2 separate regions of the Homo sapiens genome follow, and region 1 is linked to region 2. The links are chromatin contacts, found by Hi-C or POLR2A ChIA-PET in ENCODE. All regions are on one chromosome and are shown on one strand. Each heading gives the region's core, a stretch centred on a gene start or an enhancer-like site at or near the end of the contact. The rest is flanking DNA. Distances are from core to core; before and after follow the strand shown.

What was found. Hi-C counts contacts between places; a loop is a spot of excess contacts on that map. ChIA-PET counts read pairs that join two places held with the same protein, here RNA polymerase II (POLR2A). Pooled maps may share reads with other maps.
Region 1: a map of mammary epithelial cell shows a loop between it and region 2 (3-fold over the local background). The contact joins two enhancer-like sites. A Hi-C loop is called at or near these places in 2 of 168 maps with a recorded cell type or tissue (endothelial cell of hepatic sinusoid and mammary epithelial cell) and 5 of 50 pooled maps. POLR2A ChIA-PET finds 5 or more read pairs at or near these places in 1 of 52 experiments (PC-3).

The regions. Positions count from the first base shown.
Region 1 is chr11:69,348,086-69,354,251 of GRCh38, reverse strand. The region is part of intron 2 of LOC105369370 (a long non-coding RNA gene); the gene reads right to left. Among named protein-coding and RNA genes, the nearest start is that of MYEOV, 57 kb to the right of the region's middle. Within about 2 kb of position 1,316, at least 7 of the 41 ENCODE cell types and tissues checked have a DNase peak (open chromatin) inside an H3K27ac peak, as active enhancers do; they include PC-3, where a contact is called at or near this core.
Region 2 is chr11:69,120,757-69,126,893 of GRCh38, reverse strand. No RefSeq gene overlaps it. Among named protein-coding and RNA genes, the nearest start is that of SMIM38, 32 kb to the left of the region's middle. RefSeq lists enhancers at 3,284-4,099, 3,819-4,113, 5,871-6,137 and a silencer at 3,819-4,113. Within about 2 kb of position 3,998, at least 26 of the 41 ENCODE cell types and tissues checked have a DNase peak (open chromatin) inside an H3K27ac peak, as active enhancers do; they include PC-3, where a contact is called at or near this core.

The DNA.
Region 1 (6,166 bases), core at 67-2,566, 230 kb before region 2:
GAGAGATGCATAAGGATCCACCCTCCCAGCCGACCTCCTGCTGCCCTGAAACCTGCTGCTGAATTTCTCTGGGCCCAGCCTGGGGCTTTGCACACCTGCCCACTAGCCCCTGACGACACCATCTCAACCCAAAGCTCCCTCCCCGGGCCTTGAGTTATCTGGGGAGGGGGGCGTCATAGAGCCCTCAACTCTCCCTCACACCCATGGCAGAGGCTGGGCCTGCCCTGGAGCCGATGAGGACCTTGCAAGGGGGTCTGCCACAGTCCTGGGGGGTTCCCTCCAAGGGAGGGACTGAGCCCCACCCATCCGTGACTCTGTCTTGACGTAGGCTCCTGCCCCAACCCCAGGTCACTGTCTCTTCTCCACGATTGCAAGTGACCTTAGCCCCGCTGCACCGTTGGAAGGGACGTCGGCCTGTGTGGGTGGCAGTTGGTATGTGGACTCAAGACCTGCGGCACCTCTCAAAGGCTCGCGTGGCCCCCGGACACCCCTGGTGGCCCTGCCCTGACCCCAGGCGTAACCTCACCTGGGCCCTCTGATTCAGCACCCACAGGGCCCCTGTGAAGCAGATGCTATCACCATTGCCCCTTCACAGATGAGGAAACTGAGGCACAGAGCAGGAAAGAAACTTTACCATGGTGACACTTGCGGCAATTCAGAGCCTGCTGTCACTCAGGGACCTCATCCGGCCTTCACTGCCCACAGCACTGCCCAGGGTCAGCACCAGTGCACCTTTGGGTGGGATGGGAAGCTGTGAAACCCAGAGAGGGACAGAAATGGGCCCAGGAAGCAGCCCAGGCCAGTCTGGGAGGTGGCTCTCCACCATCACCTTCTCTGATACTCAAGGTGAGGCTGTAGGGGTGGGTGGGAGTGGGGTCCCTGCATCTGGAGGGCAGGGTAGGATAAGCAGGGTCCCTACACCACCTTGTTCTTGCTCTGTGACCAGAAATGCTGCACATCCCTGAGAAACAGTTCTGTTCTCTATCAAATGGCAAAACCTATCATGGGAATGCTTGTTGTAAAGGCTACTAGTATTTACATATCAGGTATCAATAAGGATAATAAATTGTGAGCTTATTATTTGCTAGCCCTATGCTGAGTGTTTACTAATGATTGCTTCATTTAGCCTGAAATGTGAATTCAGATCAGATTTCAGAGCTGACATTCATAATTGCTACCTCCTCCCACAATAATCATTTAACAGCTGCCATTTACTGGGCTCTGGCTCTGGTAGGCTGCAGGCTGTGATTTCATGTGACTTCTTACTTGATCCTCATGACAACCCTCTGAGTAAGTACTGCTACCATAATCTCCACTTCACAGAAGAGGAAACTGCAGCTCAGCGAGGGTGAGTCACTTGCCCAAGGTCACACAGCTGGTCTGCAGCAGAGCTAGGATTTGAGTCGGGGTTGTGTGGCTGTAAGAGACATGCCTGTAGCCATTCTGCTCTGTGCTGCCTCCTAAAATGCCCAGCCTGTTGTCCTAAACTGGAAACAGCCCAGCTGTCCATCAGCAAGGGACTAGATCAATAGACTGCAGTATGTTCATGCAATGTGGTATCACCCAGTAATGAAAAGTCATGAACTATTTCTACATTTAACAGCATGGAGGCATCCCACAGATACTATGTTTTAAGAAAAGAAGCCAGATGTTTTAAAACACATATTGTGTGGTTCTGTTTATGTGATATTCAGGAATGGACAAAACTAACCAATGGTTAAATAAGTCAGAATGATGATTACTTGTGAAGTGAGTACACCCTTGGAGTGGGAATTCTGGAGGGACTAGAAATGATCCACCTATTGATCTAAGTGGTTGTGATTGTTCATTTTGTGGGCCAGCTAGGCTGGGCCACAGGATGCCAGATAGCCAGTGAGTGATTTCTCGGCGTGTCTATGAAGGTCTGGAGGAGACTGGCATTTGAATTCATGGGCTGAGTCAAGCAGATGGCCCTTCTCAGGGTGGGTGAACACCATCCAACCTATTGTGGGTCTGAATAGAACTAATAGATGGATGAAGGGTGAATTAACTCTGCCTGATGGCCTGAGCTGAGACATCAGTCTCTTTCTGTCAGCACTCATGGTTCTCAGGCCTTCAGATCTAGATTGGAATCAACACCATTGGTTCTCTGACTCTCAGGCCTTCAAACTACACCACTGGCTTTCCTGGGTCTCCAGCTTGCAGAGGGCAGCTTGTGGGACTTCTCAGCCTCCATAATCCTATGAACCAATAACTTACGGTAAATAAAGAAATACACACACATGCGCACACACACACACACGCACACACACACATATGCACACACGCACATCCACACACACAGGCACACACACACATCCATGCACACACACCACACACACACATCTCCTGTTGGTTCTATTTCTCTGGAAAACCCTGACTATTATAGCAGTGGTTATGTGGATGCACACATATGTATGAATCAATAGCCTGCTAAAACAAAGACATCTACATAATTCAGAGGATCTTAACAGAATGTAGAGTCTATATAATATGACATTAAGATTGTCTATGATACAATCCAAAATTATTTGACATACAAAGAAACAGGAACATGCAGCCCATTCTCAAAGGATAAAAAAATTAACAGATGAAAGCACCAAGATGACTCAGACATTGAAATTATCAGACAAAGAATTTAAAGCATCTACTACAACTCTACTCAATGAGATCAAGGAAATACATTTGAAATGAATAAGCAAATAAGAAATCCTGGCAGAGAAAGTATTAAAAGAGGATATTGGAATTTTAGAAATAACAAAGAAAATATTTGAAATGTTTAAAAATCACTGGATGGATCAATAGCAGAATGGAAATGAGAAAGGCAAAAGTCAGCAAACCCATAGATCAATAAAATGAGTCAATCAGAAGGACACAGAGGAAAAAAAGATTGAAGAAGGAAAGGAACAAAGAGCATCAGGAACCTGTGAAGCCATATCCAAAGCTCTTAAACATTATAACTAGTCCAGAAAGAGAGGAGAGTGAGATGGGAGCAGAAAAATCTTTGAAGACATGACTGAAAATCTTATATATTTAGTGTAAGACATAAGTTTACAGATTCAAGAAACTCAGAGAACCCCAAACAGGATAGAATCAAAGAAACCATGCATAGAGCAACTACATACACACAGGGAAATGCAGCCAAACAGCCAACAGATAAATTAATATGGAATACTATAAAATATTCAAATAATCCAAAAGCATGCAGAGAAAGGGGAATAAAGGAACCAAAAAAGAGAAAAGATCAGCATTAAATGTTAATGTTCTAAACACTCCAATGAAAAGGAAGAAATTGACAATATGGATTTTTAAAAGCAACACCCAATTATGTGCTGCCTACAAGAGATTTACTTTGAATACAAAAACACAAATAAGACAAAAGTAAATAAACTGAAAAGAATAAACACAAGATGCAAAGAATAAACACAAGATGTCAGGGTGGCTATAATGATATTAATTAATCAATATGAGACATTATTAATAATAATTACTCAATAAGATGTTAACTAATGTTAATAATTATGCATATTGATCAGTTAATTAATAATAATTACTTAATATTATATTATGAGCAATTATTTTTAATTACTCATATAGATTAATATTAATACTTATGTTGATATTAATATTAATAACTTTCAATACAGCAATATCAGAGATAAGGAGAGACATTTTACATAATAAAAGGAATGATTAGAAAGGCATAAAAGTGTAAATTTTGATTTGTCTAAAATATATAATATAGCTTCAAAATATATAAACAAAATTAATAAAGGGAAGAAATGCACACAAATCCCACTATCACAAAGAGAGATTTTAATACCCTTTCTCAGCAATTAAAAGAACAAATATATAAGAAATTAGTAAAATAATTAATAATAATTACTCAATATGATGTTAACTAATGTTAATAATTACACTTATTGATTAATTAATAATTACTCAATATATTAATATGAGTAATTATTTTTAATTACTTATTTAATTGAAATTAAATGGCAAAAACCGCAATTACTTTTGCACCAACCTAATATAAACATAACTATTCATCACCTTGATCTGACTGATAACTATAGCACACTATACCTAGCAACTGTATGTGGTACATTTCACCAAGAAAGACCATATGCTGGGCCAGAAAACAAGTCTCATTAATTTTAAAAGAATAGAAATCATGTAGGGTGTGTACTCTGACAACAACTGAACCTAATTAGAAATCAGTAATAGTAGGATGTCTAGCAAAACCCCAAATATCTATAAATGTTTCATGCGTCTACAAATGACTCATGAATTCAAGATGAAATCACGAGGGAAATCAGAAAATAATTTGAATTGAAAGACAATGAAAATACATCCTATCAAAATCTGTGGGATTCAGCCACAATAGTTGTTAGAGGGAAGCTCAGAACTTTAAATACTTACATTAGAAAGCAAGAGCAATCTAAAATCAATTACCTGAAGATCCACCTTGAGGAGTTAGAAAAGAGAAGAGCAAAGTAAAGCCAAATTAAGTGGAAGAAAGGAAAAAATAACAGTAAGAGCAGAAATAAATGAAATAGAAAACAGACAGACAAAAAAGAAGGAAAAAAAGCCAAAAGTTGATTATTTGAGATCAACAAAATTAATAAACTCTTAGCTAGACTGTTGAAGTAAAAACGAGAGAATACAAACTACCAGTGCAGAAACTGAAAGGGTATTTATTATTAACACAGATCCTACAGACTTTTAAGGGCTATCATAAACATCTTTATACCAAAACTTCAACAACTTAAATTAATTGGACAAATTTCTTGAGAAGTAAAACTTAAATTGATACAAGAGGAAACAGAATATCTGAATAGCACTACACCTGTTAAAGAAATCTCATTATTATGCTAAAGTTTTTTTTTACCAAAAACTTTTTAAAAAGGAAAATCCAGAGCTAGACTGTTTCATTGGTTAATTTGATCAAATATTCAAGGAAGAAATAAACTAATCTTAAGGAATTTTTTCAGAAAATGAAGGAAGAGGTAGCATCACCCAACTCATTTTATAAGGCCAGCATAACCCTAAAGAAGGCAGCAGCTGCTCAGGAAGGCAGCAGGGGCTGCACCTTCCATGGAGCCACCGGGAGCTGGGGGAACAAGCGGGAGCCCCACCCCTTCTGAGTTGGCTGAGGAGCTCCCTGAGTGCTCCTGCCACCACCCAAACTGTGGCTGCAGACCCAGGCCTCCAGTTCCACGGAGAAGGCAGGAGACCCACCCTCCTGGGTGAAGCTGCAGCCACCCAAGTCTGGCTTCCTGACTTCCCAGGCACCTGCTACCTGGCTTATCCCTTTTGTCGGTGCCTACTCTGATCTTGGAGCAAAGTCAGGGCCAAGCCCAGGCACCATGAACAGCAGTGGGAGGCAGACAGATTCCTGGGCAGAAGAGGACAGGTCCACTGGTGAGGCCCCCACATTCAGGCCAGGAAGGGCCTGAAGGCTAGGGACCAGGCTGCCTGTCCCATGCACCAGAGTGGGAGCTGGTGCCTTTTCTCAGCTGCCCATGGCTGCCCATGGCTGCCCATGGACCAATCGGTGTGCACTTCCTCCCCTGTGAGGCCCATAAAAGCCCCAGGCTCAGTCAGAGCTGAGCAGACAACAGGATGACCAGCTGCAGCTGGGAGCTACCCTGTTCAGGGACTCTCTCTGCTGAGAGCTGAACACTCAAGGGGATGACCTGCCTACAGAGAGGAGCTACCCACTGCGGGTCTCCTCTGAGCTGTCCTAACACTAAATAAAGCTCCTCTTCATCTTGCTCACCCTCTGCTTATCTGTGTATCTCAGTCCTCCTTAATGCAGGATAAAAACTCAGATAAACGTGCCACCAGCCATACAGAGGTTTCTGGCCAGAAAAGTGACACCCTGCAGATTCCATAACACTAATATAAAAACCTGGCAAAGACATTCAAAAACAGAAAATTGTAGACCAACATTCCTCATGAATATAGACACAAATATTCTTTAAAAATATTAGCAAAACAAATCTCATCATATATAAAAATAATATCAGAACTAAGTAAGGTTAAAGCCAGGAATACAAGGTCTGCCAAATGTTCAAAAATCAATCAATATGATTAATAATATTAACCAAATATAGGAGATAAGCCTTATGAATTTAAAAATACA
Region 2 (6,137 bases), core at 2,749-5,248:
TTGGAGACACTGAAGCTGCAACCAGGAGGCTGAACAGCCAAGACTAGAGCCAGGGTTTTGGCTATCAGAGGGGACAGTCGCTCAGCAGTTCTCAGGAGCATGCGAGCCAGGCAGCCGGTCCGATTCCTAGCTCTGCCACTCGTGAGCTCTGCAACTCCGGGCAAATCTCTTCACCTCTCTGTGCCTCAGTCTCCCCATCCACAGAGTACAACCCACACAGGACCTGCCTCTCAGGCTATTGTCAGGACGACGGTGTCATCAGCATATGGGGAGAGGTGGGCCTCAAGCAAGGCTGGACAGTCGCCGCATGGGGTACAGAACCCTGGAATGGTAGGGTCCCTGAGGAAGGTCAGAGTCAGACCCCTGCGGCAGGTGAGACACAAAGGCCATTCCGGACCGCACTCCACAGTGAGGCCAGCACCCGCATCCATGCACCAGGCCACCAAGAAGGGCCGTCTGTCCGCCAGGCACCGTCTGGTGCTGCTAGGTCTCTGGGAAGGACTCCAGCTCCTGACTTATGGGCACTGGCAAGTACTAGGTAGACAGACTGGAGCTCGAGGGGACATCAGAGCCCTCTGGACAGGCCCAGAGAGGGGCTGCATGTGGCCCAAAGCACCCAGCCCAAGGACTCAGACCCCACCAGGTTGTGTGCCCTCCTCAACCTCATAGCAGATAGGGCTCTGAGGCAAAGCCCCTCCCCTGCCTGCCTCCCTTTTGAGAAGCCTGAAGCCCCATCTGATCAGCCCTCGAATGTCCACTAAATGCCTCTAAACAGGAGGTGGGGTTCAGCCTCTCACAGACAAGTGTGCCTGAGAGCCTCAGGTGAGCCAGGGGCCACTCAGCAGAGGCACAGGCTGGAGGGACAGGGCCCTGGACAGGTGCAGTTTGATGAGGGTAGAAGGACACAGATGACGCCTGGGCCAGCGTCACCCACACACCAGCCCCTGGCCACACAGCTGCTGATCACTCTGTACATGGCTGGTGAGACTCATAAACTGTGGGGGTTTTTTTTAAATATATTTAATTTTAATTATTTTACATTTAAAAACTGAAGCAATAATTGGATTATTTGTAACTCAGAGGATAAATGTTTGTGGGATGGATACCCCATTCCCCAGGACGTGCTGATTTCACACTGCATGCCTGTATCCAAACATCTCATGGACCCCACAGGTACATACACCTACTACAGACCTGCAGAAAAATTCATTAAATTTAATTTTTAAAAACTGAAGCCATGTGGGCCAGGCGCAGTGGCCCACGCCTGTGATCCCAACACTTTGGGAGGCCAAGGCAGGCAGATCACTAGGTCAGGAGTTCGAGACCAGCCTGACCAACATAGTGAAACCCTGTCTCTACTAAAAACACAAAAATTAGCTGGGCGTGGTGGTGTGCACCTGTAATCCCAGCTACTCAGGAGGCTGAGGCAGGAGAATCGCTTGAACCCGGGAGGTGGAGGTTGTAGTGAGCCAAGATTGTGCCACTGCACTCCAGCCTAAGCGACAGAGTGATACTCCTTCTCAAAAAAAAAAAATTAAAAATACTGAAGCCATGTGAAATAGCCTCTTGTTCAACACAACTTTATTGTCTAGGTAGGACATTCAACATGTAGTGTCTGAAGTAAGAGGTGCTCTCAATGTAAGTACCAGGTTTTTAAGACTAGTACATACAAAAGAATGCAAAATATCCCAATAATTTTGATTATGTGCTGTTTCAATATTTTGGATGGATTGGGTTAAATAAAATGTGATTAAAATTCATTTCACCAGTTTCTTTTTACCTTTTTAATGTGGCTACTCAAAAATTGTAAATTATCTCTGTGGTTCGCATGACAAATGCTGCCCAACTTACGATGGGGTTACGTTCCAGCAAACCCATCCACTGAATCAAACGCATTGAATCCACCTGAACATCATAGCGCAGCCTGGCCCACCCTATGTGTGCCCAGATCACTGCCATTAGCCTACAATTGGGCAAAATCATCTAACACAAAGCCTGCTTTATAATAAGATGTTTACTATTTCATGGAATTTACTGATGTTCTACTGAACGCATATGGCTTTCACACCATTGTGAAGTCAAGAGATCCTTAAGCTGCATCCTAAGTTGGGAGCCATCTGTCTACAGCTGACCCTTAAACAACACGGGTTTCAACCTATAGGCAGGTTTTCTTCCACCTCTACCACCCCTGAGGCACAAAGACCAACCTCTCCTCCCACTCCTCCTCCTCCTTCCTACCCCTCCTCCTCTGACTTAGCCTCTTTGATGTAAGATGACAAGGATGGAAACCTTTATGATGATCCACTTCCACTTACTGAATAGTAAATATATTTCTCTTCTTTATGATTTTCTTAATAACATGTTCTTACTTTATTGTAAGAACACAGCATGTAATACATGTAACATACAAAATATCTGTCCATCAACTGTTGATGTTATCAGTGAGGCTTCTGGTCAACAGTCGACTATTCGTAGTTCAGTTTTGGAGGAGTCGAAAGTTACATGCAGGTTTTCACTGCATGGGGGAGGGGGTCGCAACCCTAACACGTGCATTGTTCAAGGGGAAACTGCGTGTCTGTTGGGCCCCAGTGTTTTGGGGCCTTTGCTGATTTGCTCCTTTTGAACTCGCCAGTAAAGGTGGTAATAAACGTAGCAGAACCCTCGCCGGCCCTCCCGAGCACCAGTCTGGGAGCTAAGCTTACATTCTCCAGCTGCCCTCAATGCCCCCGCATTCCGACAAGATAGGATCCATTGATCCCTATCCGGGCCCAGAGAGATGGAGTAACTTGCCCAGGTCACACAGCAAGGCCTTGGGGGACCTCATATCTACAGGCCTGAGGTGGAGGCCCTGGGAGGGCGCCTGGTCTCCTCTCCTCCCTCCAGCTCCTCAGCCACATTCTGCCCTGGATTTTCTCGGGGATTGGGGGCCTTTCTCAGTTCCTAAAACCAACAGTGAATCCAACCCCAGGAGCGCCTCCTCTGGCCGCTGTCTACTGGAACCAGGGGAGGAGAGAAGTGAGACCAGAGACTGCAGACCTTGAAGGCTAGAACAGGGAAGGGGGAAGTGGGCCAGCGGGGAGGGTCGTGGCGGGGGCACCCAGGGGTACAAAGGTACTTAGCCCCTGCAAGGGCCAGGAGGGAGGGCAGGGGGAAGTAGGAGGACCCCACCCGTCGCCCACTCAGCAAAGGACTCTTGGGCACCTGGCGCGCACTCACCACCATGCTCAGTGTTGGGTGCAGTGGTGGGTGGGGCCTCAACCTCACAGAGCTGGCATTCGGCGGCAGGGACAGGTGCTGACCACCCTAATGGTCAAGCGGAATGCTTGCAGGGTGCAAGGTCACAAAGTTCTGGGTTCAAACTCTAGCTGGGCCCCACTATGTGACCCTGGGCTACCGTGGGCTGCAGCCCGCTGGCGTGAGGAGAGACCTCAAAGGTGCAGGGAACTCTGGGGCTTCCCCCACCACGGGTAGAGGAGATTCAGAGGTCTCCGCAGAGCGCACAGAAAAGCCAGCTCTGCCCCAGCCCCCTCCCCGCCCTCACACCCAGCCTGAGCACTTCCTTCACTCCCTGGATCAAGGCTGCATGCAAGATGTCACCGGCTCACTGGCTCTGCAACCTACGTCTCTGCAAACCACTGATGCCGCCCACTCCCGCCTCTCACAGGGAGCTGACTCGATTTGCCCGAGGTCCCTGAGCTGGCAGGAACAGATCAGAGTGTTCTGGCTCCCCTCCCCCCGCCCCCCCGCCATGGGTCTAGCAGATTAAAAGAAAACTTCCCCAGGAAGGCTGCAGAGACACACCCAGCCCTGTTTCTGAGATCACAGGCGAGGAGCCCAGAGGCAGGGACAGAATGACAAATGCTTCTTAGGGGACCCAAATGCCTCCCGTTCTGGGTACAGAGTGCTGCCCTATTATCCACCAATGCAGAGAGCACTGCTGCAGGGCGAGGGCTCCGGAATGTTTGCAGGACGCATAGCAGAGCTGTGAGTCAGCCGAGGCAGGGAGGAGGCCGCACAGCAGGGCGGGCAGGTGGGGAGCCGGGCGTGAGGTCAAACCCTCCATGCAGAACTAGGGTAAACAATGGCCCAGGACCAGCCCTTGGGCGGCATTCTCCATGGCCCAGCCCAGGTAACATCGGAACTGTGCCCAAGAGGAGGAAAGGCACTCGCCAGGAGGGAAGCCATTTGCCCTGGGTCCTGCCGGGATTTGGGGCCAAGATTCTGGACTCCCAGCACAGTGCTCTCTCTTGGCCAAGCGCTGCCTGGGCATGGCTGTCCCTGGATATAAATGAAACCTTGTAGATTTGAAGAGTATTCTAGCCGCCCCGGAAGGCTGGCTGCTCAGAGGTGCTGTCTCACGATGGGATCATATACGCAGACATGGGGCCCTACCTCAAACTGGCCGTGCGACCTGGGGCAAGCCACTTATGGGTCTGAGTCCCAGATGCCCCACCTGGAAAAGGGACAGGAATTCCTACCACCCCAGGCACATGTACAGTTCCAATGAGATAAGAACCGAAGCACCCGCTGTGTGCCAGGCACTGGGTAGGGGCTTTTCACGTGGTATCTGTTGTCTGTGCTGTACCCTCTCCACGTTAGGGAGGCAGAAACTGGCATGTGGAGAGGCCAGCTTGCCGTCGGCCACACTCTGAGGATGTGGCAAGGCCAGAATCTGCAGGTTCATGCCCTCTGCAGTGCAGTGCCTCCAGCAGGCTCCCAGAGGGCATGGGACCCTCCGCCCCAACCCGCCTGTGAGCCCCTCAGAGCCTGGGAAGACACGTGCGGGTGCAGCTGCAGGGAGGGCAGGGCTGATCCAAAGGCTCCTTGGGGTGGGGAAGGATGGCTGAGCCGGGATCCACTTTCCACATGGGTCCTGAGCACACTGCTCTTCACTCCAAGTTCTCGGCCACTTGGGATCACGCTCTTCTTTAATTCTCCAAGCAATGCCTCCCACTGCCCTCGGAGCAGTACACTCCACCAGGGGCCTCCCCAGAGTCCCTGGGGATCGGGCTGAGACAGATGGGCAGGGGCTTGACTCCCTCCGAGCTGCCCTCCGCCAGCTGCCTCCACTCCTGTTCTCAGGCCCACCTTGCCCCCTGCCCCTCACTGGGCACCCCAGGGTCATGGTGGGGGCAGGCGGTCCCAAAGGCCTAGGCTCTGGATGACTTGCATTGAATAACGTTCCACTGCTCCCAGGACCCCCGTGCAGGGTAGCACTGTCTCCCTCTCTCCAGCACCTCTGCCTGGCTCCCACGGCCCTCCCCCCCGACCAAAACCACCAATTCCGAGCCTCAATGATACAGAGTGGTCCAGCCAACCTTTCACCAGCTACCCAAAAATCCCAGGGGAGGTAGTCAGCTGGGCTTGATGACAGCCACCCCAGCCCTGGGGGAGCCACTCCCAGGCAGGACACCTCCTGCCTCTCAGGTCATACCCCTTCCTAGATGCCCACATCTGTATGATGGGGATGAGAAAATCTTCTCTTTATGGAAGAAAATCTACAGAGAGCCCTGAGCAGGAGCCTGGCATGGATATAACACGCACCCAACAGCTGCTGCCACTTCCTTCCCTGGGAGGGCCTTCTGCAGCTCGGCGCCCTCAGCCTGTGCGTGGCTTTGCCCCCTGCACATTTGGTAAGTGAAGCTCAAGGCTGAGACCAAAGGCACACAGGGGCGTGTGCATGCTTGAGTCTTATGGGTACGTGCTGTGTGCCTGTGTGCATGCATGCCCAGGCAGGTACGTGTGTGTGGGTGTGCAGAAACATGTACGTGTGTGCATGCATGCCCAGGCAGGTACGTGTGTGTGGGTGTGCAGAAACATGTATCTGTGTGTGTTGTGTGCAGAAGCATGTACATGTGTGTTGGTGTGCAGAAGCATGTATGTGTGTGTGCATGTTTGTATAGATGTGTTGTGCCTGTGTGTGCATGTGGGCAAGTATATGTGTGGCTCACATAAGAAAGTTCCTTAAATTATAACACCTTGGAGTATGTCACACTTATTGCTGCCATGATTATAGCAGTGGTCACTTTTGGGTGCCTGGTGAGTGCCCAGCTAAGCACTTGCCCGGTGAGGGTCCCAGCCAGGATTGAATTCCAGCCTTCGTGACTGCAGACGGGCACCCCCCACCTGCACCTGGC